Linked DNA regions of Homo sapiens: region 1 is linked to region 2. A link is an interaction called in ENCODE POLR2A ChIA-PET data of the cell type or tissue named here. Cell type or tissue: PC-9. All regions are shown on one strand. Each heading gives the region's core, and the rest is flanking DNA. Links, peaks and the distances in the headings are about the cores only.

Region 1 (16,279 bases), core at 7,327-12,326, 1.4 Mb before region 2:
ATTTTCCTACACAGACTCACTAAGCAGGTAGACAATTTGAAGTAAATACAGGAATATATGTTATGAGGAAGAAGCTGTGTGGGTATTAGGATAAAACAATGTGCAATTCATTCCTCTTATTAAAGAGCCATTTCCCCTTCAGGCAAATTATTTCACTAACATATGATAATGAAGGACTTCAGTCAGGCCTTTTTGACAAATTGGACATGTTGTTGGACAGGTGCCACTGTCTTGGAAATAACACAAAGCTTTTCTAGCAGAACTTTCTCACAAAGCAACCTGGGGAGAGAACACACAATTCCATCACTCCCAGATTATCTGATGTGAAACTTCGGAGGCATTCCTTATGGGATGAAAGAGACAAGAAGGCATTTGGGTAGTAAAGGAAAACTAAGACTTTCAGAGAAGAACAAAAAAGATGAATGTAATTAATGATAAAAGATATTAACAAGACTTACACTACAGAAAACAGAAATATTATCCTCTTAACCTCTTTTATTCTGTTGGTTGTATAAAAATCTATAGCTCAGAAGCAGTAAGTTTGGAAAGATGAAGTGACATACTCAATATAGCAAAGTACTACTACTGAAAAAGCTCAATTTTATATATATTACTTTAAAAGTTGGCACTTATTTAACAAACAAAACATATTTGATGGGATTAAAATTATTATGTCACACGGGCAACAGAATGAATTTTAGAAAATCATCTTCTTTGCTACAAAGAATTACAAAATTACAATGAAACATCTGTCAGCAAAGTATTCATTTATAACATCGTTTGGAAGATGGGTAATTGATGGCAGTATGACAAACTGGAAGCCAAGTATCTGTGGAATTTTACCAATGAGGAGAAAAATATTATAGAACCACAATACTTTTTAAAAGAGAGAGAAGGGAAAAGAGAGGGAGAAGGAGCTGAGGAAAGCAAGAAAAGAAGGAAAAGAGGGAAGTGGGGAGAAAGGAATGGAGGGAGAGATGGAAGTAAGAAACAAAAAAGAAGTAATGGTGAGAATCGTGCATTATTGCTTTGAGAAGTCCCACAACCAATATCAATTTGGCAGATTCTCCCTTTACGCTGTCCCATTTTATAAGACTTTATGGCTTTAATTACGTTAGGGACAGAAGTGCAATAAAAGAGCAGTGTGAGTTTCTAAAAACACAGACTCCAGTCATTCCTGTGAGACCCTTGTCAGGATTTTGGAATAGAGAAAATGACTACTTTATGAAAAGTATTCGCTAAGGAGAGCCCATTTGTTGCTTTGATTATTATAACCAGCATTTACATTGTACCAAACAGTATCAAGGTGCTAAACCATAAAATGAGCAGTGCATAATATGTGTTTTGCCAGTAGTGCAGTCTCAAATAGCATATCTAATTCAGATTAAATTTTACCTGTTCTTTTATCCTAAATTTCTATCCACTCTAATCATTGGGGTATGAGATGCTGACGTTTCAGTCCATAGGATTTTCATCAAAGGTAATGTTAGAATATCTTAATGTCCAGAATAAGGAAGCCAATTCCCTTTCCCTTTAAAGCCTCACTCCAGGACAATTTAGGGAGAACGGACTCAGCTACACTCTGGCACAAAGAACTACTTCTCAGTGAAATGATGGTAAAATGAGAGGTTTGGACAAAAACATTTTATCTTTCTCCTGTGTGATGTTATTATTGCTGGGAAGCCACATTTGATCCAATCTTCTCTAACTCTGAAAAACACTCTGCCACAAACACTGCATTATCTTCCTACCTGACCTGAACTTTTTTAGAGCAGCATTCCTGTTCTAGGTATATTACTATTCCAGTTACAAATTAACTGCCCAATTTTCCTCATATGTAAATTATTTTGCATATGGAAAATGGTTTCTGAAAGACCACTGGTATTTGCGGCAACTGGTTTCTGGATTAGGAGTTCTTTGTGAGTGGGGGCTATGTCTTGTGTTACTGTATCTTCAGCTCCTAGCACAACACTTGGAACAGAGTAAGAGCTCAATAAATAATGGAGGAACAAGTGGACTCCAAATGAAGCATCATATAGAAAGAGGAGACCCTCATTGCTCTCCCATTAGAGAGTGACACCACATAGGAAGATAAAATTCAATTTGCATTGAGTTTTCAGTATCTATTTCAGCCACAGACCAAGATCACAAGAAGACAGCACATGTACAAAGATACCTGATACCAAAAGCTCAAGAGTAAAGCCTGGGTTAAAGATGAAGCAAAGGTTGACAAGGCATTCAAAACTAAGCTTGATTGTTGTGACAATATAGTAATAATGAAGGAGGAGCAACTTAACTGCTGACAACTGGGAAATGTTTCAGTGGATCTGAGCACATCAATGAAATAAAATAGTATACATCCATGGGAAATGTTAGCTTCAAAGAGTCTTTAATGGCATGATGTATCAAATACCTCGTGGAGCATTGCAGATGCTATTGACCTATTAACCTTGCCTTTCGGTTGGTCTAGCTGTGCTGCTGACTGAGTCACATAAGTTTAAGCTGACAGAGCCAATACAGAGCTTCTTCCTTCTGCCCAAGCCTTCGCTGTTGACATTGAGATGTGGCTCACCACTGACACACATGCAGAGAAGTTAATAACCTGCACCGCAAACTACAGACCTGTGGGAAAGAGTAGCTGGTGAATAAATTCTTTCCTTTTCCCCCCATGATTGACAATCCTATGATATAGACTGTAAGCCTTCTTAGAGAATGTTTCCATGAAACTGAGCTCTCAGTTGTGCTTAGCAGCAGTTAAATTGAAAATATTTATATTAGTTTTCCCTCCTTCGCTGTTTCATTCACCCTTTTTCTTATTCCTACTCCCTGAAATTGCACTCCCTAATGAAATAATAGCACGTACGGCTTTGCCTCAAATTCTTCTTTCTGCAGAAACTAGGTAAAACATTTAGACTGATCCTAGAAAGAAGACGTTCAGGCCAGGATTTGGGGACTGAAATATCCAGTTTTTGAACGGCACCAAGCACTTTGGTCACTCACTAGAGTTATATTACTCTCCTGCTACCTACTATATTACTTGTGGAGTCTTAGATAATCTTTAATGGAACATCAAACTGGCACATTAACTTGATGATATCCTACTTATTTGAGTTGGTGAGCAGGAATGACAAATACATGATATGCTTTAGTAAGATATATGTATGTTAGAGGATTACAAATAGACTCCATGAATCCTCAGGAGTCTGCCACATTTGTAAAGCTTTTCTGGGTCCAGTGGCCCAGGGTCTATTGAGTAAAGAATGTGGTTGCACCTTAAATCTCATACCAAGAAGAAAAAGACAAAGCAGTTATATACTGTTTAAATTTAGGAGGCCACATATATTACTTGTGCTGAAACCCATTTATTTGGAGACTTAAAAGACTACTAATTTTGAATGGTAGTCTGAGTAAAAGAGAAATCTATAGCAAGTCCAGACTGCTGTAGGGAATGTTGGTCTTGCCATTTGAACCATAGACTGGTTAATAAAGTGGATGTCGATGGTGAATAAGTGTGCTGTGTGGAGTCTCTGTCAAACCCTAATGAAAGATGCACAGTGTAGACCCCTAGGATTTTGGAACAAAACCTTCTTGACAAAATGTACTCTCTGCTTCATAGTTCCTAAGTACCTGGACATTCATAGAGTCTAAATGAGTAATTGTGGTTTACAAAGTGACTATGCAACTGAAACTGCCCATCATAAACTAAGATTTATCAGATCTGGGTCAAAGTACAGGGTATGTTGCACTATGAACAGGTTTTAGGTTCTATGATACAAATTGTATTTTGGGGATCGGGCCTGAGCAGTTTCAGAGAGCATAAGTAACAGGTGATTGGATTCTTGTATCAATTACCCTTATCACACTGACAACTTGACTTCAACTGACACTGGTGGCCATATGGGAATTTTGTTTTGTTTTGTATTGTATTGTTTCTGTAGATGGAAACTCAGTATGTCGCGTGGCTGGACTCAAACTCCTGGGTTCAAAAGATCCAATCACCTCAGCCTCCTAAGTAGCTGGGAACTACAGGTTAATGCTACCACACCTGACTTGGATGGGCAATTTTTATAATTAACAGTATCAGAGAAGAAATGAACCTGAGTCTGGTTCATGGATGAATTGGCACAATATGTTAGTGCTGAAAATTAAATTGCTACCATGTTGAAACCTTGTGGAAGGTGGTGCTAAGAAACCATGCTGAGCTGTGAGCCATCAGGTTTTAGATGAGCCGGTGTGTATGTGAAGGGAGAAGTGGTTGGAGGCCGAACTAGAAGCAAAGACTTCCAGGCAGTGACAAAGGTTTTGGATTGTTGGTAAAGGGCCAGGAAGGAAAAAATATTGAGAAATTGATACAAGAAAATATGAGAATACCAGGAGCTCTGAGTTGTGCAAAATGTTTACTATATTACACCCAAGAGGGACTTCAGGTTTTCTCAGCCCCAACTGCCTCTTGTTCCAGCTGCCACTGTGGTGCAGATGTGTGTGTTCCGACGAACCTTAGGTAGGTGCAAGCTGACAGTTTCGTGCCTATACTTGCCCCTTCCACCTCCTATTTGGGACTTTCCTGTTGAAGCCAAGGCTTAAGATACAATCAGACCCCACTGTGCCCCATTTTGTACCTAAGCACACACAATGCAGAAATGTGGGAGAATGTATATCCTGTGGTGAACTGGCGAGCAAAAGTGCAGCCACTGTATAAATGTTCTTCTTTTTTTCCCAGAGATGAAATGTGCTAATATAGGGGTTATGAAATTTCCTAGAGGATGGGCCCCAAGACCATGTAATCTTATTGTCAGCCAGCTTAATATCGTGTCTCTGTATTAGCGTTTTCCCTTCCTTGCTTTTATTTCCTTTGCCCCCTAGATTATAATACAAGCTAAAGTCCCAGGCTCTTCTTTCTGAAAAACCTATGGTAAGGCACATGGGAAAATCATCATGGTATAAAGTTATGTGAAAAAAAACAAGATACGAAATTCTATATTAGAATGATTCCAGTTTTATATAATTGATGTCTAGAAAGAAGTATTAAGAATAATATATTGAAAGTTAGAGCATTGACAAGTATTACTACAGGGAAGCAGGACTAAAAATATTTACTTATTTATTTATTTTTACATTCTCTGGTTCCCAAATTTCTTACAGTGAACATGCGTGCTTTCAAAACCTGAAAAAAATTTCTATGGGAGAAACTGTCAGTAGATTTCTGCAACAAAAAGGGCATAGTCATGGTAAGGTACACAGCAAACCAAATGTCATGGGAAACAAGTATGGAAATCAAAACCAAGAAAATCCAAGGTCAAAATGTCAGAAGCTAACCAAGGGATAAGGCTAAGGGATAAGAGAAGATAAGGAGTTTGGTCCTGTATAGTTTACAGTGGCTGTCTTATTTGGAGGACTGGGTCCCTTCTGATATATTGCCTGTTGCATGAAACCTACCATCTGGGTGAACACCTAACAGAGGTATGGTATGATAAATATATGTTCTAATTAAAAATTAGACAGTACCTGTGACTGTAAGTGGAGGACAATCATGTAGGCTATGGAACAGAATATTTAAAATCTGAAAAAGTCTCAGAAAGTATAGACTACAGAAGAAACTAATTTTATTAAGGGAAATTATAGGTATAATTAGATGAAACATAGTATTACAGTAATATCTGTTACAGGACCACAACTTAGGAAGGCAAATGCATTTAAAAAAAAAGTTCAAGATTTGGGGATACAAGGAACTAGGACATGGGTAAAACTGTTCTTGTTGGGCATAAGAACAAGGAACTTGCTTGTTGCTTAGAGAAGGGGGTGGGTTGTGAGGGGTTAGGTGGCAGAGATAAGATGAGAATGAGTGAGGGGGCAGATGGATGAAGGCAGGAAGTATTAAATGATTCTTTCTTTTAATCTACAAGTCTTCGATCAAGTTTTCAGAACCCTGTAATTCTCTGTGGGACTTTTAGAACAATGAAAAAGAGCTGGGTTAAGGAACCAGCTGAGTTTGTTGCAAAGCACTGAAAGATGCAGGAATGCAGAAGGAGAGAGAGTAGAGATTCGCAAAGATGAAAGAGGGCCTGTGGGCTGTCACAGGAGGTAGGGCTGGGGCTAGAGACAAGCATACCAAGATCTCTGGGTCTATTAACTTCATGGGGGATGGGGGCTGGTTGCAGAACTCATGACAGGAAGGTCATGCAAAGCCAAAGTAAGTTTGGGATACGCAGGGGTCAGGACGAGGAAAATCAGCCTGCGTTAATAGTCAGGAAACAACATAAGAAAACTAGGTCTCAGAAAAGATGCTGCCTTATGAGAAATAAGGTTACTTATTTCTCCTCATGTTTCCTGTCACCCCCTGCCAGATTTGTAAAGTAGAGCCAAAAATGTACAGCAGCCATCTCAGAAGAATTTCCTACCACAATTTATTTTAAAAAATAAAGCTAGCCTGGGTACAGTGGCTGATGCCTGTAATCCCAGCACTTTTGGAAGCCAAGACAAGCGGCTCACCTGAGGTCAGGAGTTCAAGACCAGCCTCACCAAAATGGCAAAACCACATCTCAACTAAACACACAAAAAATAGCCGAGTGTAGTGGTGTGTACCTGTATTCCCAGCTACTTGGGAGGCTGAGGCAGGAGAATCGCTTGAACTTGGGAGGCAGAGGCTGCAGTGAGCCGAAATGTCACCACTGCACTCCAGCCTGGGTGACAGAGTGAGACCCTGTCTCAAAAAAGGGAAGGAAGGAAGGAAGGAAGGAAGGAAGGCAGGCACCAGTAAATGAAGTTAAGCAAGTCATTATAACTTGGAAGTTTATTAAAATTTATCAAATTTAAATAATAAACACTAGGTGAAAGAGATGATAATTTTACCCACAAAATCAGATAAGACCACAGAATCTTTATATTTCTACTTTTTACATTCCGTCAGTGATGTCAATTTGACTAATCCAAAAGATGAAATAATTCTAGAGGAAGAAAAGAGACATGGTGATGTTTGTTAGACACACAGCTAATAGGGATAAGGAGAAAGGGACTGAGAAAAATAAGAAGCATGGCCAAGCACGGTGACTCATGCCTGTAATCTCAGCACTTAGGGAGACCAAGGTGGGTGGATCATTTAAGATTAGGAGTTCGAGACCAGCCTGGCCAACATGGTGAAACCTTGTCTCTGCTAAAAATACAAAAATTAGCCGGGCGTGGTAATGCACAGCTATAGTCCCAGCTACTTGGGAGGCTAATGTGGGAGAATTGCTTGAACCTGGGAGGTGGCAGTTTCAGTGAACCGAGATCGTGCCACTGCACTCCATCCAGCCTGGGCGACAGAGCAAGACTCCATCTCAAAAAAAAAAAAAAAAAAGACACCAGATCAAATTAAAGAGGAGCAGGGCCAGCTTCCCAGATATGTGACAGGTCCAGTCGTACAGGGCCCCACACTTAGAAAGATTCCAGGTTTGGCTATAGGCCCTACTATCAGGGTCTTGAAACTCTTAGTAATTTGTTAATAAGGGGTCTCCACTTTCATTTTCCACTGGGCCCCACAAGTTATATAGTCAGTCCCAAGGCTGAGTTCAAATGGAAAGGAACAAATTTTTTTTAAATTTCTGTTAAAATTAAAGAAATTGGAAGTCATATGAGCATTACACAGCAGTTGCTTGATGAATATGTGAAATATTCAGTTGAAAGGGATGGGTAGAAACTAGGCAGTACAGATTATTAGACCCTGTTTCATTGTCATTAACCTCATGCAAAGTGGGGCCTCTTTGTGGCATCCCCTTGAGTTCTCTAGGCCCTATGGCATGGAGAAAAGCTAAACAAATATGCAAGTTTGATAAGGGGAATAAACGTCAACACTCACATTGGAAAAGTACACAAGAATGTGCAGGCATCGAGAGGTGATGCTTTGACCCAAATGATGAGGCCTGGGACACCTATAGGACACTGGAATCCGCCACTTGGAGGAGAATAGGAGAGGGAGGAACCACACAATAAATTGAAGTGCCTTTACACCCTGTAATACTAATAAATTAAAATGCCAAAAATCCAACCTGAAATAAATCTACCTCATGCAAATTTTCCTTGAAAATGTGATTATGTGAGAGTATTTTATTCTAGGCACTATGCTAGACTCTGGAAATTTAGTGGTAAAATAGACAGACCATGGTGTCTATTTTTTTTTAATTTTTAATTTTTTTAGAGATAGGGTTTTGTTCTGTTGCCTAGGCTGGAGTGCAGTGGTGTGCTCATAGCTCACTCTACCTTCTAAGTCCTGGGCTCAAGTACTCCTCCCCTTTCAGCTACCCGGGTAGCTAGGACTATAGATGTACATTATCATGCTTAGCTTTTTTAAAAGAAATTGTATAGATACTAGATTTCACTGTGTTGTCCAGGCTTGTCTCAAACTCCTGGGCTCAAGTGTTCCTCCCACCTCAGCCTCCCAAAGTGCTGGGATTACAAGTGTGAGCCGCCATGCCTGGCCATGGTGCCAGTTCTAAGACAGTCTACAGCCTAGCAAGTCAAGGCACATGAGTAACAGTATTGTTAATATTATGCTTTGAAGAAAATACAATGTTATGAAAATTTACACGTTAGAAGCCTAACCTAATATGAAGGAGAGGATTCAGAGCCTTGCTGAAGAAATAGCATTTAATTTAACATTTGCATGAATAGGGGTCAGCCGTGTTCGGAGTAAAGGATCTTAAAGGAACATTTTAGGCATATGAGCACTATAGTGTTATGGAAAATTACATGAGGTCTACAGTCCCCAGGGCAGAGAATTTTGCTTTTCTTTTGTTCTCCACTGTGCCCTACCATCTAAGACAGTGCTGGGCACACAGTAGATGCTCAATAAGTATTTATTGGATGAATGAATTAATGAATCATATGTTCTAGGAAAGCACTAAAGTTTGAAAAACTCTAAACCAAAGGGGTCATGATAGAAACAACCCTACAAGGAGTAAACAGACTGTAGGAAATAACAAGTAGAAGTGAAAATAAATTCAGAAAATTGTGTAGAAGGCATCACTACTCAAGGTCTGAATCAGCTTGAATCATTCCTTTTCGGAATCTCAATCCTGAGTCCAGGAGGATGGCAATCCTCCGGCCATACATAAAGGAAGTCTACGGTTTAAAAAGTTGCATAACCTACACATATTTTATGCAACTCTAAGTAATGAAAAACCCTTTATAGAAACCCGCTCAACTTTAGTAATTCCATCTACCTTTGAGTAAACTTTATCATGCATTGCCTATGAGTAGTTAAGGCTTAGATAGAAATGCTTCTCTTTCATTTTTGTTTTTTTTTGTTTTTCGGTCTAAGATAGGCTGACCACTGATCAAGATGAGGGTTTTTATTGCCTAATTCTTAAATCAGTTTACTGGATTGTTTGACTTGGCCAGAAATATAAAGCTTAACACAGACTCACTGTGGTGTGTGATTCAGGACTTGCCTCCCTTTTCTTTTCTATGATTCCATTGTCTCTACCACAGAGTTGCCACACCCAAAGAGTCAATTTCCTGCAAGAGTGACTTCAGTCCTTGCAGTAGAAAGAAAAAGAAAATTGGAACCTTACTTAAATTATTGTTTGCTCTTTCAGACTTTATAATCACCTAAAAGAGAACTTTCTCTTTTCACTGGCTAATCTTTCTGTCTCTACATGAACACAGTATAATTGAAAATATTTGTTAATTAGTATGCTTTGCTTTTCACATGTAATAAATCACAAAAACCAGTAGGATCTATTTAAAAATCACAATATCTTTTAATCATTTCCTTGATGAAGCCCATTATATGTATAATGAATAGAGCAAAAGCTCTTAAAGGCAATAATTATGTCTTACACAGTTTTTAACTATTTTAAATTCATTTCAATATGCCTAGTACACATCTATTTCCTATTTACAGCCCATTTTCTCATTAAACTATTATTAAAATATATTTTTATTTATCATTTATGTTGTACCAGACTTGAACAATCACATTTACATTACCATTATCTCATTGATTAAAGAAGTCAATACATATAAAGTTTTAAAAACAGTGCTGGGCACAGAGTAAGCACTGAATAAATGTTGGCTACTGTTTTCTCATTTAATCTTGACACCTCTAACAGTATCTGACAAGGTAGGTCTTATTATCCCATACCACACATGAGGATACAGTGCTTGGTGAGATAAAGTATCAGGTGACTTGCCCACAGTGATCCAGGTTCATACCCTCTCATGCAACCACTTCTCATTGTACATGATTTTAGAATATTCTTGGAATACACAAAAACCTGAACCTAGTTCAGAATTGTGGCATAATGTAGAGTCCATGTGGGTAGAAGACTATTGATTCTTTTTCTGTGGAGAAGTGAAGTAGACCAGCAGAGTAAGGAGCATGGGATGCAAAGGCTGCTGTAAAGGCAAAGAAGAATCCAGCCTTTTGTGTATGTGGCCTGTCCCACAGCATAAACCACCTGAGAGGGCTTATTCCTCCAGCACATGTACATTGCGCTGGCTCTGTACAAGGAGCTGTATTGGCACTGGGCAATCAGGCAACAGCAAGTAAGTCAGAAGCAATAACTATGCTCATGAAGCTAACAGACTAATAGTAAAATATTATCCAAGACAAACAGATAAAATAACTGCAAAGTGTGATAAATACTATGAAGAAAGCAAACAGGATTCTGGGATAGAGACTTGGTTACAACTTTAGCTGTTCAGGAAGCAGTCTTTGTAGTTTTCCTATTTTCAAATTAACTATTAAAATATAATCAATGATACTCACAGCCACTAAACATACATCATAAATAAGTGGAGATTGTCCCTTGAGTTCAAAAATATTTTAAAATTATTATTAAAAATCCATTAATTCTGCCCAGGTGCAGTGGCTCACACATGTACTCCCAGCACTTTGGGAGGCTGAGGTGGGTGGATCACTTGAACTCAGGAGTTACAGACCAGCCTGGCCAACATGGTGAAACCCTGTCTCCACTAAAAATACAAAAATTAGCTGGGTGTGGTGGTGCACACCTGTAATCCCAGCTACTCAGGAGGCTGGGTCAGGAGAATCTGAATGATTAAAAACCAAAAACCATATAATCTTAATGGAGTCAGAAAAAAATCCATAAAATGTGACATCTCTACATGACAAAAACTCAGCAATATTTTAACAAGTTCTCTTAACCAAAGGATATTCACAGAACTATCTAGAATAGCAGTCCTCCCACTTTAATTTGCATGAGAATCACCTGGAGGGTTTATTGAAACACTGATTGCTGGGACCCTCCTCTTTTCCCCAGAGTTTCTAATTCAGTAGGTCTGGGGTGATGCTCAAGCCTTTCCATTACTAACAAATTCCCAGGTGATACTGATACTGCTGGTCCAGAGCAATTCTTTGCGAACTATTGACTCAAACTCTTAATTGTAAAGTATTAATATGCAAGAATTTATGTTGAGGTCAGGATCAAAATAAGAATTTCCACTTCTATTTTATCACTCCTAGACCCCTAGACCCTATATCAATGAAGATAAATGTAAGAATGTTCAATATAGTAATGACAGCAATAGCAAACAAAATGAAATAATTTGTTTCCTTCAAAGAGGTATGGATAAGTTGTGGAAAAATTATATCATGAACAATCTACAACTATCCACTAAATATCTGTACTAACATAGACATATGTTGTTAAGTGGAAAATATCAAACTGCAAAATGAGGACATTTGTGAAGGTTTTGAAAACCTATAAATTAAGGCAACATAGTTAATACAACACATTTAAGGTAACAAAGCTATGGCGATCGGGGCTAGAAGGCTACCCATTAACTTTGGAATAGTGGTACCATTCAGGAGATGAGAGGGGAAACAGAGCTCCCTTCTGAAATCCCAGTACAGCTCCTTACAAAGTTTGCATATTCAACCAGTTCACCATGAATGCATGTCAGTGAAGGCTCATGCAGATAAATAAATAATGTTTTCTCCTTTATGATGATGGTGATTTGACAAACTTTTTGAAAGATCTCAACTGTTTTCTCTGAAAAGTTTCTTTGGGAAAATGTGATGAAGCAGAACCATGCCATAACCACTAATGTTGGCAAGTTGCCTTGATTAAAATTGTTACCATATTGTGATAAACTTCTGGTAGTTGTGTTCATCCAATTGCAAGAAAATGTTATTCCCTTAAAGGAAATATTTGGTTTCACCAGCCTATAAACCTGTATTAGTTATTCTAAGTCACTGGTTCAAACTGAAACCTAGTACCTGGTTCATAATAATCAACTGCAGATAAATCAGTTGACTCACCATCATTTGGCTGTCCTCTGTAAGAGGCACCATTAATATTAAAATACTCAGTAGCACCTGCTTAACATGTTTTCCTTCATACGAGATTTCCAGTTTCTTTGTAAGTTTGCCAAGTGTTTTCAAATGAGCCCCCTGGGAAAATGACCTATCAGTAATTTTTTTTCTGCATTTTCTCAGGCTGATAGGAGAGCAGCTCTTTGATCATGTTGAGGGTTGCGCTTCTTAGCTTTCTAAGAACAGAGAAACCTTATGCTTGTGCAGCTAGGCAGAGCTTTGTGCCAGCCCTGGATATTTTTATGTCTTACATAAACCTAAAAGCTAAACCCATGGACCGCAGTTTGGAGGAATAGAGAGTGTCTCAATATTTTAACTAAAATTATGCTAAGCTCTTCTTTTCAATTTTATCTTTTGAAATGCCAGTAATTTGCTCTTTTTCATTATTTTTTCCTCAACTAAATCCTCTTCCTTTCCTACCCAATTCCTCCTCTCACACCCTGTCTCAAACTAACAGAAAATGATTATAGTTCTTTCACAGATAAATATTTTGTTTCCATGATCTGTAATAACATCTGATAATATATGAGTAATTATTTTCAATAAACTAAAATAAAAGTAATCTTTCTTTTTCTTTCTATCTTGAAGTAGTGGGAGGAAAAATACTATTTGGAAGCGTCATGCCCTAAAATAGTGGAAAGCTTTAGAGGGATGGGTTTCACATCAGGAAATCTAGGGAGGAAAAATCTCTTCCTCTGGGATGGTGTTAGGTTTCTTTTTCCAGAGAGGGCAAAAGTTCCACTAATTAAGATAAAAGCAAAACCCAGATGCCTGTAACAGCAGTAAAGTTCATTTCATTTTCTCTTAGGCCAGAAAAGAAATCTGCCAAATTAACTCTAAATTTTATTTGGTCAGATTTAATTTTCTGATTGAATTTCCCTCTCTTTTCAGTATCTTTGCATTTAGAAATAAAGCATGTTCAATTTGTAAAAAAATGTTTGTTTAATTGTTTGACTCTGGTTCTTCATAATTTCATTGTGAATTGGTTTCCCTACCTGCAAAGTGTGGCTGTTTTTACCATAGAGACTGCTTATAAAGCTCATCTCCTGGGAGGACAAGAGCTGGTTTAGGAGTTTTAGGAGGTAACTGAAATGTGATCATCAGGATGAAAGGACAGTGAGCTCTGTGGGATTTGGGATAAGCAAGTATACTCACAAAAGCATTTTTATTTCTTAAAAAAAAATTATTAATGTGCCAGACAAACAACACATCTTTGACAGCACCTGAATAATAGTTTGCAGCCCCCTTAGTAATAAAAGAATGAGCTCTGGTTTGAGACCACCTGAAAGCTGGAAATTAATTCAAAGTGCAGGTTTGACCTAGTACTCAAGTAATTTAGGAAAGTTAGTTACATTCTTTAAGTCTCTATTTCCCCAGTTGATAACATTGTACCATAATGTTTCCACATTGAAGCACAATTATAATAATAGCAAATCCCCCCTATGGTGCTTGTAAAATGAACAATATCATGCACACAAATATGCTTTACACAGAGTTTGGCATATCCTATTTCCTCGATAAATGTTATTTGTTATCATCATCTCATGAGAACTTTTTTGTACACAACAATGTCCTATACAGAGTTAAAGAGTGTTTGGTTTGTTTTACTATATTTAGCTGCATAATATTTAAATAATAAATTACAAATAGCAAATCAAATAAAAAGTTTAGATAAGTCAATCACTTCCAGAGTGGAGTTGGAGAGACAGTATTTTAACTGATAATAATTTTACATGCAGATAAATGTTGATTGCAATTTTTTTTACTTTTTAAAAAGTTATTATACTTTAAGTTCTGGGATACATGTGCAGAATGTGCAGGTTTGTTACATAGGTATACATATGCCATGGTGGTTTTCTGCACTCATCAACCAGTCATCCACATTAGGTATTTCTCCTAATGCTATCCCTCCCCAGCCTCCCACCTGCTGACAGGCCCCAGTGTGCGATGTTCCCCTCCCTGTGTCCATGTGTTCTCATTGTTCAGCTCCCACTTTTGAGTAAGAACATGCAGTGTTTGGTTTTCTGTTCCTGTGTTAGGTTGCTGAGAATGATGGTTTCCAGCTTCATGCATGTCCCTGCAAAGGAAATGAACCAATCCTTTTTTATGGCTGCATAGTATTTCATGGTGTATATGTGCCACATTTTCTTTACCCAGTCTATCATTGATGGGCATTTTGGTTGGTTCCAAGACTTTTCGATTGTGAATAGTGCTGCAATAAACATACGTGTGCATGTGTCTTTATAGTAGAATGACTTATAATCCTTTGGGTATATGCCCAGTAATGGGATTGCTGGGTCAAATGGTATTTCCGGTTCTAGATCCTTGAGGAATCACCATACTGTCTTCCACAATCATTTAACTAATTTACATTCCCACCAACAGTGTAAAAGCATTCCTATTTCTCCACATCCTCTCCAGCATCTGTTGTTTCCTGACTTTTTAATGATCGCCATTCTAACTGGCGTAAGATGGTATCTCTTTGTGGTTTTGATTTCCATTTCTCTAATGACCAGTGATGACAAGCTTTTTTTCATGTTTATTGGCCACATAAATGTCTTGTTTTGAGAAATGTCTGTTCATATCCTTCGCTCACTTTTTGATGAGGTGATTTGTTTTTTTTTCCTTGTAAATTTGTTTAAGTTCCTTGTAGATTGTGGATATTAGCCCTTTGTCAGATGGATAGATTGCAACAATTGTCTCTCATTCTGTAGGTTGCCTGTTCACTCTGATGGTAGTTTCTTTTGCCGTGCAGAAGCTCTTTAGTTTAATTAGATCCCATTTGTCAATTTTGGCCTTTGTTGCCATTGCTTTTGGTGTTTTAATCATGAAAACTTGCCCATGCCTCTGTCCTGAATGGTATTGCCTAGGTTTTCTTCCGGGGTTTTTATGGTTTTAGGTCTTAACGTTTAAGTCTTTAATCCATCTTGAGTTAATTTTTGTGTAAGGTGTAAGGAAGGGGTCCAGTTTCAGTTTTCTGCAGATGGGTAGCCAGTTTTCCCAACACCATTTATTAAAAAGGGAATCCTTTCTCCATTGCTTGTTTTTGTCAGGTTTGCCAAAGACCAGATGGTTGTAGATATGTGGTATTATTTCTGAGGACTCTGCTCTGTTCAATTGGTCTATATGTCTATCTGGGTACCAGTACCATGCTGTATGGTTACTGCAGCCTTGTTAGTATAGTTTGAAGTCAGGTAACGTGATGCCTCCAGCCTTGATCATTTTGCAGAGGATTATCTTAGCTATACAAGCTCTTTTTTAGTTCCGTAAGAAATTTAAAGTAGTTTTTTTCTAATTCTGTGAAGAAACTCAATGGTAGCTTGATGGGGATAGCATTGAATCTATAAATTACTTTTGGCGAAATGGCCATTTTCACAATACTGATTCTTCCTTTCCATGTGCATGGAATGTTTTTCCATTTGTTTGTGTCCTCTCTTACTTCCTTGAGCAGTGGTTTATAGTGCTCCTTGAAGAGGTCTTTCACATCCCTTGTAAGTTGTATTCCTAGGTGTTTTATTCCCTTTGAAGCAATTGGGAATGGGAGTTCACTCATGATTTCGCTCTCTGTTTGTCTATTATTGGTGTATAGCAATGTTTGTGATTTCTGCACATTGGTTTTTTACCCTGAGACTTTGCTGAATTTGCTTATCAGCTTAAGGAGATTTGGGGCTGAGACAATGGGGTTTTCCAAATATACAATCATGTCATCTGCAAACAGAGACAATTTGACTTCCTCTCTTATGATTAGAATACCCTTTATTTCTTTCTATTGCCTAATTTCCCTGGCCAGAACTTCCAACACTACGTTGAATAGGAGTGGTGAGAGAGGGCATCCTTGTCTTGTGCTGGTTTTCAAAGGGAATGCTTCCAGCTTTTGCCCATTCAGTGTGATATTGGCTGTGGGTTTGTCATAAATAGCTCTTATTATTTTGAGATACATTCCATTGATATCTAGTTTATTGA
Region 2 (16,279 bases), core at 6,095-11,094:
AAACAAATATTGAAATGGTTGTGATTTGAAATGTACTTTCACACACAGGCTAATGAATATATATGTACTGAAAATAACTTTGTTCTGAACATATGCCTATGCATTTTAAATAAATGATGCATGTTTGAAAGATAAGAGGGTTTACCAAATCTAAACACATCAAGATATATCTATATTAAACTGCATTTATTTGTACAGTATGTCGGTAAGGAAACAGCCCCCTGAAAGAAATCCAATAGTTATGTAAAGAGATAGCTGATTTAACCAAGTTTGAGAACATTTTAGTCATCAAGACTAGAGTTTAAAAATTTAAATGACATTCCTTCCCTCCCTCCTTAGAAAGACAGAATATATGAAAACCAATCACTTAATGAAAATTCCCAGAGGTTTCTTTATTGTTTTACTTCTAGCATATGAAGTGGAAAAAAGATAACTAATTATTTGAAAGAGAAGAAAAAGCAACTTATATTACCTTCTCAAAAAATATATAATATTCTGCATCATAAGGCATTTGAAGGTGGAGAAGCTGGCATGTGATTCCAAAACAAATCTGGATAAGTAAGAGAAATAAATCAGGTGGGCTGTCTTGACCATTTTCTTCTACCCCGATTCCTAAGTCCCTTGAGAATCTAGAAGAGGAGCAGGTTTGGGGGTGGAATTGTTTTGTTTTATTGTGTTTCATGAGGGAAGACAAACTGGAAATAAATGAGTTTTCAAGTCCAGCCAGAAAGTCAACCTATGGTTAGATTTACCTAATTGGGTATTTTTTAAAAAAAAAGTACAAAAACAAAAACCTGTGCTCATCCATTTTTTTATGGTATCTTATTGTATTTCATTTTTTTCTCAGCATTTTTCTTCGTAAAAGTTCGTCCTAAGAAATCCCAACCTCGTCTCAGATAGCCTAAAAGGCAGAAATGTTCATCCACTCAAAGACCAGGAAACCCTAAGCTGCATGACATCATGTGGGAGTAAAATGACTGAGTGAGCTCAAGCCAGGATCCTTGCTGCTGGAGGGTTTCCTGCACAAGGGCTAGCTGAAGCCACAGATATGGCTGCAACTGCATTAAAATGACATTGGTAGCAGAATTAAACTGTCTGGTTTCATGGAAATTACCGTATACTGTAGTTATCACGTGAGAATTAGCAATGCACTAAAATAGGACACACAAATCAGTACTATTATGTGGTAATACTAATCTATCATACGCAATAATTTTTCTTTCCTGAATTATATATGAAAACACATCCATAAGGGTGTAGCAATTATGAGCAAATATTTTCAAGAATGGCTATTGTGTATGTCTCTTTTAAGCATGCAACTCCACATAGAAGCACTAAACAAAGTAAGTGCTTAAAGATATTCAGGATTCTCTTTCCTATTTAAATAATCCTCTCTATTATATAAAAATTCAGTTTGTACAACATAAGCATAAGAAATTTGTAGAGGAAATGATAGGTCAGAATGGTTTTTAAATGACCTTATAGTAGAAAACAAAGTTAAAATATATACCATATACCAGTGCAGTCAGATATATTGGAGTCACTAATACATTCTGAATCTGCTGATTAAATGAGAGACATTCAAAATGAATGAAACTTACCCACATACTTTCTCATCCATGTAAGCAGGAAAGAATTACATTTCTTCTGAGCTAATGGGAATGAGTATAGTAAGCTTTACCGATAACTTTAATCTCCACAATCTCCATAGACAGATCCCCACCAAAAAATAAAATAACTGCTTAGTAACTTTGCAGCATATCAAAGTTCACAAACCATGCCCAGTTCCAATACTTATTAGCCGTTGGCCTTAGACAAATTACTGACCTCTCTGAATTTGAATTTGTATATCTATTTAAACAAAGATAATAGGCTCAAAGTTTGAAACAAATGGGATATGTAGAAAAAACATTGAGCAAAATGCCTGGAACACAATAAGTACTAAAAAAATAGTAAATACTATTATTGTTGTTCTTGCTACTGTTATTATTATTACACAGTACTTTCATGATAAAAGTCTCTGGCCATACATCAGCCTAGATTAGTGCAGCATGTGCCTAATTTCTCATCTCTGATTCCATGACATTGGGGTGTCCGGATTCTCCTCCTACTTATCTGACTTCTCACTATCATTCTCCTGTATTAACTCCAATTCTTCTAAAAGTCAGCATTCCCCTGGTTCTCTTTATCACCCTCTGCAACCTCAATCAAACTTTGGCTTCAAAGGTTTGGGATAACAACAGCTAAATTCAGACCTGTATTTTCATTTGCCTGTCAGACATCAACACTTGGGTCATGCCTACCCAACCTAGAAGAAAAAAACTGAACAACTCACCTCCAAACTCAGTGGTTCTTCCACTGCCTCTGTTAAGGAAACTAACATTTACCCAGGTGACGAAATTAGAAACATCACAGTCACACCCAACTCCTTCTCCCTACATCCATAATAATATGCCTCCTTCTTTCTATTCCTACCAGTACAAGCTTTCCTATGTCCTTCTTGCTGCTCTCCTGACTTTCACAGAAGTCTTAGCTTGGTTATGTTCAACAAACAAGAACACCTAAGATATGCCAAGCACCATATACTCTGAATGCAAACCAGGACAGAACAAAACAAAACAGAAAAAAAAAACCAACGGCAACAAAAAAAATGCAACCCTTTTGCTCTCAAGGTTCTTCAAGTAGTGGGAGAGATACGTAAACACATGATTATACTATAATGTCATACAAGCAATAATAAGTACACATGGCCGGGCTCAGTGGCTCACGACTGTAATCCCAGCACTTTGGGAGGCAAAGGCAGGTGGATTACTTGAGATCAGGAGTTCAAGACCAACCTGGCCAACATGGCAAAACCCCATTTCTACCAAAAATAGAAAAATCAGCAGGGCGTTGTAATGCACATCTGTAATCCCAGCTACTTGGGAGGCTGAGGCACGAGAATCGCTTGAACCCGGGAGGCAGACATTGCAGTGAGCCGAGATCGCACCACTGCACCCCAGCCTGGGTGACAGAGCGAGACTCTGTCTCGAAAAATGATAATAATAATAAGTACACATAAATTATAAAAGTGGGACAGAGGAGGGAGTGATTATTCCATCTAGACAGGTCAGAAATGAGTTTACTGTAAATATCCATCACTCTAGAGGAGTGTTTTGAAGAATGAACAGGAATGTGTGGTTGCACAAATGTGTGCAATGAACAGGAATGTGTGGTTTTCCTCTCTAATTCCTGAGAATTAGAGAGGAAAAGGCATTCTAGATATCAGGGACAGCGTGGGTTAGACTCTAAGCTCTCTAATCAACATGTTTACACTTAAAACTCGCCAGTCTAAAACCCAGACCTAATTTTAACACTTTCCCTTTTCCATAAGACCTTCAAGGGCTTTCCACTGCCTCTAGGATAAAATCCAATACCTTGCATTGGCAAGGCACTGGTATTCTAAACTCCGACCCATTAGATGGGAGGAAGCTCCCACTGCTCTCCACATCCCTTTGTCTTAGGTACAGGAAGTCACTACACCTTCATACAGGACTGTGCTCCAGCCAGCCACCAAAATGCCTCTCTGCCCTTCACCCTGCAAAATCCCATTTACCCTGGGATATCAAGTTTAATTTCACTCTGCTGAAGTCCTTCCTAATCAACCCTGCATTGTGTCCTCCTCTGAGCCTTCAGTCCCTTTGTTGATAGCTCTATTTCCACACATCTCATACATGGATTTGTAGAGTGAATGCCCATATGTTTGCCATATCATTTTTGAAGAGCTTTTGCTGTAAATGAGAACTTCAGTGAGTAATTTCCAATTACTTTCCCCCAAATTAACAGGCAAATATTAGGAAACATCCTATGCCAAACCCTCTTATTTGGTGCCACTGACAGTGCTAACAGGCTAGAGTGAAATATCAAGGTATATGTGTGGTTCACAGAAAACCACTAATATCACCCTGCTATTGACTGAACTGTGTCCCTGAAAATGCATATGCTGAAGACCCAATCCCCAGTGTAACTGCATTTGGAGACAGGGTCTTTATGGAAGTAATTAAGGTTAAATGAGGTCATAAAGTTGAAGGCCTGTTAAAACGGGTTTAGTATCCCTACAAAGAAGAGATGCCAATGTGCCTGATCTCTCTCTCTCTCTCTTGCTTTCTTTCACTATATCTCTCTCTCTCTCTGCTTTCTGAGACACAATAAGCAGGTGGCTGTCTGCAAACCACGAAGAGAGCCCTCACCAGAATCCAATGATGCTAATTCCCTGATCTCAGACTCCCAGCCTCCAGGACTGTGAGAAAAGAAATTTCTACCATTTAAGCCACCCAGTCTATGGTATTTTGTTATGACAACCCAAGCTGACTAGGACTTATACCATAGTCAAGAGAACTTGAACAGTCCACAATTAAGTGGTGAGACTGTCTCTGGTATGATGCACAATGTATTTAACTTTACAAACAGACTCATTAATCTCTCAAAAGCTTAACACTGTCACCATTTTACAGACAGATCCAGCTAATGGTTGGAGGCCTTCCATGCGCCATCCAATAATGCAGGGAGAGGCAGTGACCATGCCCAGAACAGGATTCTAAAGTCCTGCCTTTCAAATCCCTGACCTAGAAAAAAGGACTACTCCATTTCTCACAGGAAAATGTGCCAGTCATGGAGGCCTACATGGCACGTCTCTGCACTGCTCCAGGTCAGGAGGGCCATCTGACACTGCACAGGCACCACTGCAGGGCAAAAGGATGATCAAGCATCCAAAGGCCACCGCCACCACTGACTAGCTGAAAAACCATGAAAAAGTTATATAATTTCACTGGATATAAAATTAAAGCAAGATTTTAATACTTACCTTGTAGGGTCACTGTGAAGATCAGAAATAAAATACAGAAGTACATGGCCCACTGCTTGGCATACAGTCAAGACTCAGTAATTAGTGGGTACTCTGCATGCTTTGATGTCACCTCATTAACAGTTTCACTTCTACCTAAACTAAAAGCAGGAACAGGGTGTTCTTATTATTTTTTAAAATCTACAGTAGATATCTGCCCTGTTTGTTTAGGTGTTGTCTACACAGTATCTACTAATTTTTTCTTTTTTTCTTTTTTTTTTTTTTTGAGACAGGGTCTCTCCCTGTCACCCAGGCTGGAGTACAACGGCATAATCAAAGCTCACTGTAACTCTGAACTCCTGGACTCAAGCAATCCTCCTGCCTCAGTCTCCTGAGTAGCTGGGACTAAAGGCATGCACCACCATGCCCAGCTAACTTTTGAATTTTTTTGTAGAGATGGGGTCTCCCTATGTTGCCCAGGCTGGTCTTGAACTCCTGGCCTCAGCAATCCTCCCACCTCAGCTCTACTTCTTTCTTTCTTTCCTTCTTTCCTCCCTTCCTTCCATCCTAGCAATCCTCCCACCTAAACTGCCCTTCCTTCCTTCCCACCTAAACTGCCCTGCCCTCCCCTCTCCTCCACTCCCCTCCCCTCCCTTCCTTCCTTTCTTCCTTCCTTCCTTCCTGTAGCCTTGGTCTCCCAGGCTCAAGTGATCCTCCCACCTCAGCCTCCAGAGTAGCTGGGATTACAGGCATACACCACCATGTCGGACTAATCTTTTATTTTTTTGTGGGGATGGGATCTCACTATGTTGTCCAGGCTGGTCTCAAACTCTTGAACTCAAGCAGTCCTCCTGCCTTAGCCTCCCCAAATCCTGGGATTACAGGCATGAGCCACCACGCCCGGCCTCTATTACTTTTTGTTAGTAATAACAATAATTTTCCTCTGGGAAGCCACTCTTCCCCACTTTCTGAGATCATGTAGTTTGGGTGTCTCGTGATCCTCCTCTAGCTCCTCTCCAAGAACAGGCAGGAGACTTAAGCATAGCCAAAGAGAAGAAAGCACCAGTTCAGCAACAGGTTCAGGGGTAGTCCAAGGAGATCCAGCCCAGGAACGTCTGCAGGGACTAGTGAGGAAGGGAACATTTTCCTCCCCACTGGGTTTGCTTGGCTAATAGAATATAAGCCTTCACTGTGGAAAGAGACCCTCTTTGCCCGAGAAGTAAGGGAACAAAGAGAATGGCATAGGAAGAGAATCAGAGAAACATTCCCAGTTACATCATTTGAACACCTGAATCAAACTGTACCTGCAGATAAACTGGACTTTTAAATTACATCAGAGAATAATCTCCCTTTCTCACTTCAGTCTGTATAACTTCAGTTTCTTACACTTGCAATTAATATACAAACCAAATAGCAGCAAGAATTTGACACCTTTCAGTGACCAAAAGGACCACTGAAATAAGAACTTAGTGATAAGAAATACCTTTCATTAAATTCTCACTGTACGTCAACTAAATATTTCAAATTTAGTATTTCCAATTACATAAACTGAGGATGGGGGTAGATATTATTATCTCTGCTTTACTGATAAGCAAATTATGAGTCAAAGAGCTTAAACAAATTGCCCAAGTTTAAATAGTAAGTGGTGGAGATGAGATACTACCTAAGATTTAGCTTTTTTCTTTTCTTAAGTATTACCAAGAAATAGTATTACTCGGAAATCTCACATATTTATAAGATCCCTTTGTTTTATGCTCTTATAGCATCATGTGCCTTTTCACCAAATGATTCACCACAATTGTTCATTCTACTTTTTTTTAAGATTGCGTCTCACTGTTGCCTAGGCTAAAGTGCATTTTTGTGATCCTTTGATTTGGGAAATTGTTTTCTCCCATTATCTTATAAACTTCCTCAGTTTACGTCTATCATGATTATTGCATATCATTGTGCATTCACTGACAATAGTAGATACTTAGCAAGTACTGTAAAAAAATAGAAAGGAAGGAAGAGAGAGAGGGAGGGAGGGGAGAAGAAGAGAGGAAGGAAGGAGAGTAAAGGGAAAAGAAATGAGGAAGGAGGGAGAGGGCAGAAGAGAGAATGGAAAAGTGAGAGGGGAAGGTAATTCCACAACCCCTTCACCACCCTTAAGCCCTTTCTTGAGATAATTTAGGGCCTAGCAATAGACAGTGGTGACACTGTCCTCATGCAAAGGGATAAATAGAGGAATTCCGGAACAAGGCAGGAATATCATCATAAATGCCAAAGTCTTGTGGATACCATTTCTGACTCCCCCAAAACCCCACACAGTAGGAACAAACATGATAAAAAGTTTCACCTATTCCTAACTCCTTGTTCAAAACCCCTCGAGTCTCTTTCTTCTTTTCTTGATAAGTCTTAGGGTAACACACCAAGTTTTAAAACTCAGTTACAAATTTGCCCTTAACTGAGCATCTGAAAGGTTATCACGCAGGATTTTTAGCTCTAACAGGGAGGAGGGTCTTTTGAGTTTATGGCCTGTTGAGCACTTTTGTGCTGAGTCAAGGAAGATAAGAGGAGTGGGAAACAGGAAGAATCCATTAGACAGTGTCTGTGCATATAATATCTTTTTTTGTTTTCTTTATGTAAGTTCTCTGATGGACAATAATGTCCCCAGGTAGCTAATGTCACAAACCTCTTAAACATGAGAGAGAAATTGTACCATTTCTCAAAGGCAGCTTTTTGGAAGGGAAGATCAAAGAGGAGGCAGAATTAAAGCCTTAGCTCAAAAGGAAGACAGATTTCCAAAACTTCAGCTTTTGCCATTAAAACTTTCAGGTGTGTCCCAAGATAAATGATACATCATTGGCTACTACATCCCCACAGTGGCCTCACTACTACCTCAATTTGATTTTGTGAAGGAGTGCTGAAGCACTATCAAAGAACTTTGGTGTTCCCTTGCTTATGTCATAGTTACCTAGAGAAAAGAGAGTATGCCTTAGGAAATATTCCAGTTTAAAGCAACATTAAACATACCAAATTCATCACCGGGATTACAGTATATAGAATATTTTAAGTCAACCTGTATATCTCTGTCAATTATATTTTATTTTAACTATGTGAGAGAAGGAATAAAAGTTACTAAGGTATCACCTTTTCTAGTAAAAGATAACCAAATAAATCCATTGAGAAGTCACGTTTATTCAAAAGAATTGGTTTCTCTGGACTTATGACATTTGAGTATAGTACCTCCTTTCTTCTAGAATACTCTGAGTTAATAAAAGTTTTTTTGAAAATGAAATCCATGGGTATGTGTCATAATAAGTAAATACTAAATGCTTGTAGTTTTTCAGAGACTTTTCTTAGGTGATGTCTATTCCTGAAGTATGATCAGAATGCAACATCTAACATTTTACATAATTAAAGATTATAGTATTTTGTTTTAAAAAGCAAACTAGAAACCTCAAGAAAAACCTATCCACTGGCATTCCTTTGAAACATACATACAAAGAACTTTACGGTGTTTTTCCTTGCCTTTGGGTGTTTGTTTTACAAGAGAGGAACTCCAGGTGCAATCACTGAATGAGGAATTAGAACCTCCCTCCAAGCTTTCATCTGATTGCATACCAACACATAACGAAGGACATGATATATTTACAGTAGCTAAAGAGTTAATCTTTAGCAACTCTGCTTAAAAATCCTAATGGCAGACTGCCCATCATTCTTTTAGACAGAGCTTGTCAGAAAAACTAGGGCAGCTTGTCCAGCTCAGCAGTCAACTGATTACTAGTGAACTCAATGGGGCTCCCAGCCAACCCCTGAGATTGCTGCCAGCCCCTTGGGTATTCAAAGGCCAAGTTCCAATGTGGTTTACTTTGCCAGAATCACATGATGTCAGTGCTATTTTCTCCTGACCAGAATAACCAGTCATTCAGGTTACTGCAAGTGGTATCGGTGAACTAGGCATCACTTCACTGTTAGAGGTCACATACACACCAAGGCTCTGCTCCTTCTCACCACGGCCGAGGGGCCACTGGAGCCTCCTGCAGGAGGTCAGCTAATCCCAGTTTGTCAGTTCCAGCCACCCAAATCCTGCACGGGCATCCTGCACACCGCAGTCTGCTCCAAGGACCAGGAATTACACAGGCGTGCTGCACATGGCACACTTAGAGAACAAAACAAACAGGTCCAACTTTTATAAAGAACAAGCTGGAGAGGAAAACAACAGAAAACTGGTTTTGGCTTTCACTTATATTATATTACTCGAGGTTTAGTAGGCAAGCCACACAAATTCTGTGGGATTTAGTCACCGTTATCCACCTATGCCCACATTCTTTGCATGGTAGTAAGACATTAATTAATTTTTACATCTATCAGGAGATTTTTCAGTTGCTACAGGATTTGCAAGGGTACATGCATGTAAGGAGTAGCCAGTTTTTAAAACTGTGATTACCCTTATCTTTCGGTGAGAGAAAGTATTTCACTCCCTAATGCAGAGAATTAAAAAACAAGATCCACTTTTTAATCTTTCTTCCTCCAGAAGAAAATACAAACATCAGGAATAGCAAACGGGCTGATATGGCTGGTGGACTCTGTTTTCAAAGTCTTGAACATATTTCCCAATGCCTTAAAAACCTTGAAATATTTTTAATATTCCTCATTACTTCTATGGCACTTTGCATTTATTTATATGAATTCATTTTAAAAACTCACTTTAAAGAGACTAAATCTTTAAAATATGACATTTAAAAATACTGTAGATTTTCTATATCATTATATTTATAGTTTTTCATCCTTTCTTTTTTCTGTCAGTAAAGTAATAAAGTTTTAACTGCTGAGAAATAATGGGCAGCAAGGTAAAGAAGTGTCATGATTTTTAAACATTTGTATTTGTTAAAAAAAACAGAAACTGCTTCAGTTATAATATGTAAAAGAAAAAGAACTGTAATGACTGCAGTAACTACTATTACGTAAAAGACAATACATGTTTCAGAAATAATAGAGTCAATGAACTATCTGTTACTACTGGATACATCCTTATTAATATTACCTTGGGGAAACCTCTAAGCAAAGTGAGAACAAGATCACGAGAACAGGCGTCTTAAGATCTACTGATGCAGCTTTACATGTTCCTGCCATACAACTTTGTGGAGGAAAAAAAAATAATGTCTTTCCATCTCCTGCAGCAAAATATTGCACCCATGACGGTCACCCGTATTAAACTCAGGTAAACTTCTACAAGAAGTCCATCTGTCAAGGAAATTGTACAGTAAGAAAAGACTGGTGATGGATGCATGGAAGGAAGGAAAGGAGGGAGGAAGGAAGGAAGGGAGGGAGGGAGGGAGGGAAGGCAGGTTGGTTTCTACAAAGAAAAAAAAGACCAAAAACAATTATTTTTACATCAATGCTTCATAATTTTCATTCATTCCATCCATGAAGAAAGTTTAAGCAGATCTGCAACAACTTCAAAGCCAATGTTATCATGTTTTTCAATCAAAATCAGGTGCTACAGTTAGTGTTCCCTGATGGTTACAGCTCATCTTTGACTATTCAACATGTCTTTTGTCCTGGTCTTTTATTTCCTTCTCAGATGCATCATATCCTACTGCTAACATAACATCTTTAACGAACTAACAAATGTTTGAAAGAAAGAGACTTGCTAGATACAAGTTCTCTGGTGCAAAGGGACTGAGTGGTCACCACCAATTAGATTATAGCGGGATAATTTCACAGTTCTCGAGATGATTGTTTCAAGGAAGGCTGGAAATGTACAGAGGCAGAATAGCCTGGAAGTGTGTGGTTTTCTCTAAGCAGACCAAAACAGCCCACAAAACTCCCAGAAGGAAAAAAGCAAGTGAGATTTCGATCCTTTGGCAATGAAGAAATAATGCACAAATAAAATGTTTTAGCCTAGCACAGGGGCTCACACCTGTTAGTCCCAACTACTTGGGTGGCTGAGGCGGGAGGATTGCTTAAGCTCAGGAGTTAGGGACCACTCTGGGCAATACAGTGAGACCCCATTTCCAAAAATAATTTTTTAATAAAAAAAAGAAAAAAATGTTTAAAATGAAGTTGTCAGAAATACTCTTTTGAGACTACGTAATAACCTGGGTGCTGCCTCTAGGTATCTTTGCGGAATTGTTACAGTAAGTAAAACTCTCTCAAGCCAACATTCATGGCTCTCCATGAAGTAATCTCTATTTATTTTTTTCACGTGGCCTCCAGCACATCATGGGTCTTGTATTCCAGCTACACTGGATAACTTCTTGTACATTTTCCTGCCCTTTGACTTTTGCTCATGCTGTTCCCCTGGTCTAAATGCCTCCCCAGCACTTGACAAAACCCGTCTTTTAAAGTCAGTTAAAAACATAATTTCTCAGGCCAGTCATGGTAGCTCATGCCCGTAATCCCAGCACTTTGGGAGGCTGAGGCAAGCAGATAACTTGAGGCCAGTAGTTTGAGACTAGCCTGGCCAACATAGCAAAACCCCATTCTAGTAAAAGTACAAAAATTAGCCAGGCATGATGGCACACACCTGTAGTCCCAGCTACTCAAGTGGCTGAGGCATAAGAATCGCTTGAACCTGGGAGGTAGAGGTTGCAGCGAGCCATGATCACACCACTGCACTCCAGCCTGGGCAACAGAGTGACACTGTCTCAAAAAAAACAAAACAAAACAAAACAAAACAAAACAGCATTTCTCCATAAGATGCTCCCTCCACCCCTAGAACCAGATATGAGCTCCTCCACTGCATCTCAGTAGCTTCACATTTATACAGTACTTCTCTTAAACACTGACTTGATATGGGCTTGCGTTACTTACTGATCTTATCCCTCCACCAGACATAAGCACATAAGCATGGAGACACGCATCTTCAGGGATGTGCACTCAATAATCGTTTGCTGATTTGAAGTGAAATGATGAGGCTAATTTATTTTACAGTACTCCCGTGCACTGGTTCTCTAATAGCTGCTCAAAGGCCCTCCACTGATCCAAAAGCCCATCTGCTATAATATTAGTGTTAATAATGATACATAGGTTCCTGAGATAAATAATTTAATTATCACATGCTTATTAGGGTCTCACCAAGAGCAGAGCCATTTACCTCTTTATTTGAATAAGACTTCTGAAAAATGCTTTGTAGTTGGGATTCTGTGTGTGTGTGAATCTATGCATGTGCATATATGTGCATTTACAAGCAAGGTCTAGAGGCCTAAATAATAATAATGATCTTTTGCTCCTCTTCAGTGAACTTCAGACAAGTACCTTAAAGCTACAAGCTTTAAAGTATTAGCTTATGAAAGCGCCAACCATGCTTCCAAATTTCAAAACAAAATAACCTTCGCTAAGTCAGGAAGATCACTTGAGGATGGGAATTCACCACCAGCCTGGGCAACATAGCAAGACCCCATCTCTTCAAAATAAAAATAAAAATAGCCAGGTGTGGTGGCGCATACCTGTAGTCCCAGTTTCTTGGGAGGCTAAAGTTGGAGAATCACTTGAGCCCAGGAGTTCGAGGCTGCAGTGAGCTATGATCACACCACTGAACTCCAACAAGGATGACAAAGTGAAACCCTGACTCAAAAAAAGAAAGAAAGAAAGAAAAAAGAAACTTGGCTGAACCATGAGGAGTTAACACTTGGACATTTTTTGATTCTGCAACTGTAAAAGAATCTTGCTGAATTTGTTGAACTTGTGTCTCTAACAGATTACTGACATTTCCTTAATGTAAGATCACCTGGGGATTAAATCTCAACTGTAGCACATATCAATGACTGTGAGCATCTGACTTTACCTTGTTTTACAATTCTCATGAAATGGATGTATGGTCAATGACTGAGGGGATGATAAACTTTATATTAACCAAACATGATATAAAAATCCAGGGCATACTGATGACCAGATATGGGCTGGTAAGAATTAGTTCTAATATAACATGGACATGGACATGCTTCAGTTTATATAAATTGCTCTATAGGTAGTGACAGATTAACCCTCCTAACATCCTTAAAAAAAGATAATAAAAGTTATTATTCACTTTTATTGATGAAATACTTGGAGTGTTTAGACTCTCACAAGGTCACTATAAATAACCTTTTAACAATCCAGCTCACTGATGAGTCTTGGTGTGTTTTGTGAAGCACTCAACTGACTGTGAGAATCACATATAAGAGAAATGATCAAATAGCCTGAATGCCTTTGGAAAACATTGAATTCAACTCTGTCCTGCTCCAGAATCCACACACTATGCTAGCATAGTATTACTGAAGCGCAAAACACCATGCTAGCATAGTATTAGTGAAATACAAAACACTGTACTCAAGGCACCTAGTTTAAATCCACCACCTATTAGCTGTGTGATCTTGAGAAGTCCCTTAATTCTCCCTCATGTGCAAAGGGAAGCTACCAATGGTGCCTGCCCCACAGGGCTATTATGAGTATAAAAATGAGACATTTTATGCAGCTTCTGTTTTACCAAAAATATTCATTTTGACCCACTTTTTCTAGAAGCCTCTCCCTCTAACAATATTCATATGTAAAACCAACAAAAACACTAATCAAATTCCAGAGAGATTGAATTTCAGGGTGAGGGAGGTCTTACTGCATTTTTGCCTTAATAATCTCAGTTTCATCTTTCATTCCATACCAAAACATGGTTACAGGGAAACTATGTTCTAAGAAAAAAAATTATTAATTATATACCCATTCTGCACATTTAGAAATAAATAATTTTCCAAAAACTTTTACCTAGACAAGAACCCCTCCTTACAAACAGAAGTTTTCTCTTTAGACCAATTTCACTGCTAACCATAAAGAAGAAAACATATAAGTAGGATGAGATAGAAGAAAAATCAGAAAGCAGAGAAAGACTAATTAGAAGATAGAGAAAAAAAGGAAGAGGAGTGAAATATAATATTCATATTCTAGCTGCCAATCCACTAACTTCCAAAAAGGAAAGTGAATATGCCAGACCATTAAAATATTTCAGCAACACTAGCTTGTTTGGCAGTCAGAGTCTCAGAACCATGAGAATCACAGTTACTTAATCACTGTGAGCTCATAAAACTGGACCCAAAGTGACAAGACCATTGGGTGAGAAGGGTGAGAGGGAGCTGAGCAGGGTGATCTGCTCCAACAATGCACCAGTTCCAGAGGTCCTCTGCAGAACTTGAAGAGACAGCACAGCATCCTGAGGCCGTTAACTTCCTGACTCCTGCCTTTGAAATAGAACCAGGAACTGAGCTTCCATGGCCTAGTTTGACCTGGCTTTGTCACTACCCCAGTTCTGATGAGATTATGATCTGCTACCCTAGAACTAAGCAGAGGTGAGAGCCAAGATGCCTTTCTATGGCCTAGAGCACAAGAAGGGCCCACATAGTAACAAAAACACTGTCACTTTTATGGATTAGGCAGTATTGCCTAAAGGTTTAGCACCCAAGGCTTTAAAGCCAGACTGTCCTGGTTCTAAATCTGACTTTGACACCTACTAACTGTTTAACCTTGGTTAAGTTGGTTAACACAGAGGCTCAGGTTCCTCACCTATAAAATGAGGGGAAGTACGAGGTTACTCTGAATATTAAATGAGATACACATATATAAAACTGAGTATAGTCCTAGAACATGGTGCACACAAGGTGACAGCTGTGCCTTATTACAGCTACTGCACAGCTGAAAAAAACTGTGAAACACTGAAAGTCACTCTTCTACAAGCTGGATATTAGACTGTGAATTCCCCAGGACCAGCAAAACCCAGCATTCCCAATGCCTAGCTCAGTGCTGAATGAACAAGAGAGAAAACCTCAAAAATCTTTCAGTAATAGAAAGATAATTCTGGACAGGTGCAGTGGCTCACACCTGTAATGCCAGCACTTTGGGAGGCCAAGGTGGGTGGATCACCTGAGTCGGGAGTTTGAGACCAGCCTGGCCAACGTGGCGAAACCCTGTCTCTTCTAAAAATACAAAAAATTAGCCGGGCATGGTTGCGGGCACCTGTAATCCCAGCTACTTGGGAGGCTGAGGCAGGAGAATCGCTTGAACCCGGGGGACAGAGGTTGTGGTGTGCCAAGATCGCTTCACAGCACTTTAGCCTGAGCGACAGAGCGAGACTCCATCTCAAAAAAGAAAAAAAACGAAAGAAAGAAACATAATTCTAAGACTAAGACCAATAATGTGCCAGCTATGGTTTCCTTGTCATTGAATTTATTAATATAAGTAGGCAGAATTATTTGTTATCATGCTAAAGAAAAAATGAGATTTTTTTTTAACGGACAAGGTTTTCTTAAAGCATCATATCAGTATCTCAGTATCTCCTATAAATAGATTTTGTTTAAATAATACAATTTACTAAACTGTCTGAGCAGTGTGGACTTCCCCCATATTTATGTTTTTAGTGGCTGTAGCTGTTGTGGTGGTCAAACATTGAGTGTTCTTTTATGAACATAGTTAGCATAAAAGAACCTTTTGATGACTCGTATTAGAACATGAATTTAATAGAAGCAAAGGTACTGCTTATCATCACTGAGAACATTCATTCAGATCTACCACAGTTTTATAACTGCTCTGATCTAACAGAGCAATTTATTCCAACATGCAATTTAACCAATAGGCTGTTTAACCTTGGATACTTATTAGTAAGGGAACAATGCTTTCAGGATTATGCTGAATAATTCAGCCCTTCCAGTCAAAGAACTTTTGCTGGTGGGTGAGAACAGCATGTTGTCTAAGTATCTGAGAACATTTCTACACATCTGGAGTATGTGGCCCTGTGCTGCCTTTCCAGGCCTGCTCTCCCAGCCAGAACTTCTTCTGCCATGGGGCAAGACAGTGGAATAGAACTATCTTATAAACTTTTTTGAACAAAGACAGATGATGTTGCACTACTACATTCCCTGTGAATTCTTTCTGCTGCTGCCAACTTATAGTATTTTTAAGTTTGCTCCTAGGTGTTTTACAGTAGAAGCCATTCCAAATAAGATTTTGCTGAAGGTTCAGCATGAACTATGCAACTACTCTGAGAAATAATCCCATTATTTCAACTGTTTACTTTTCCATTATACCCCATTTCCAAAATACGTGCTTTTAAAAGTTTTACATCCTCTCTTCATAAATCAAGTTAGTAAGGATGTCATTCCTTTTTAAAGCATGTTGCATAGAAACATTATAAAAACAAAATACATAAACACACATGTATACGTGCACACAACACACTTGCTCAACTTGAAACTGAGCCCCAGGACTAACAAACACACAGTCCAGGGCTCTGGTTACTATGCCTTCTTTCTAGGATCTGGCTTCATTTGGAGGCTCATATCCCATACCAGTGCTCCTCAAACCACGTTCTAAGGTCCATGAAATATTAATAATAGTTCTATGGGGAGTGGGGGAGTGGTATAATCAAATTTGTGGTTTTGCCTTAGGACAAATCTGAATCATAAGCACATAAGGCTCGTGAGAATCTCTTTGGTATTGAGTGAACCCTGC

What was found. Peaks named below come from ENCODE experiments on the same cell type or tissue, not always from the same donor. Only the 100,000 strongest peaks of a DNase experiment are listed, where the experiment ranks them.
Region 1: POLR2A ChIA-PET joins it to region 2 with 7 read pairs; 1 of 35 experiments calls an interaction of 5 or more read pairs at or near these places.

What each region holds. Positions count from the first base shown.
Region 1 is chr9:12,850,731-12,867,009 of GRCh38, forward strand. No RefSeq gene overlaps it. Among named protein-coding and RNA genes, the nearest start is that of LURAP1L-AS1, 44 kb to the left of the region's middle. In PC-9, for the core only: no CTCF peak of the experiment used is centred there; a DNase peak (open chromatin) is centred at 9,291; H3K4me3 peaks cover 1,172 bases; H3K27ac peaks cover 2,362 bases.
Region 2 is chr9:14,242,843-14,259,121 of GRCh38, forward strand. The region is part of intron 2 of NFIB (nuclear factor I B); the gene reads right to left. Among named protein-coding and RNA genes, the nearest start is that of NFIB, 63 kb to the right of the region's middle. RefSeq lists a silencer at 8,528-8,822. In PC-9, for the core only: no CTCF peak of the experiment used is centred there; DNase peaks (open chromatin) are centred at 8,619 and 9,069; H3K4me3 peaks cover 2,132 bases; H3K27ac peaks cover 4,542 bases.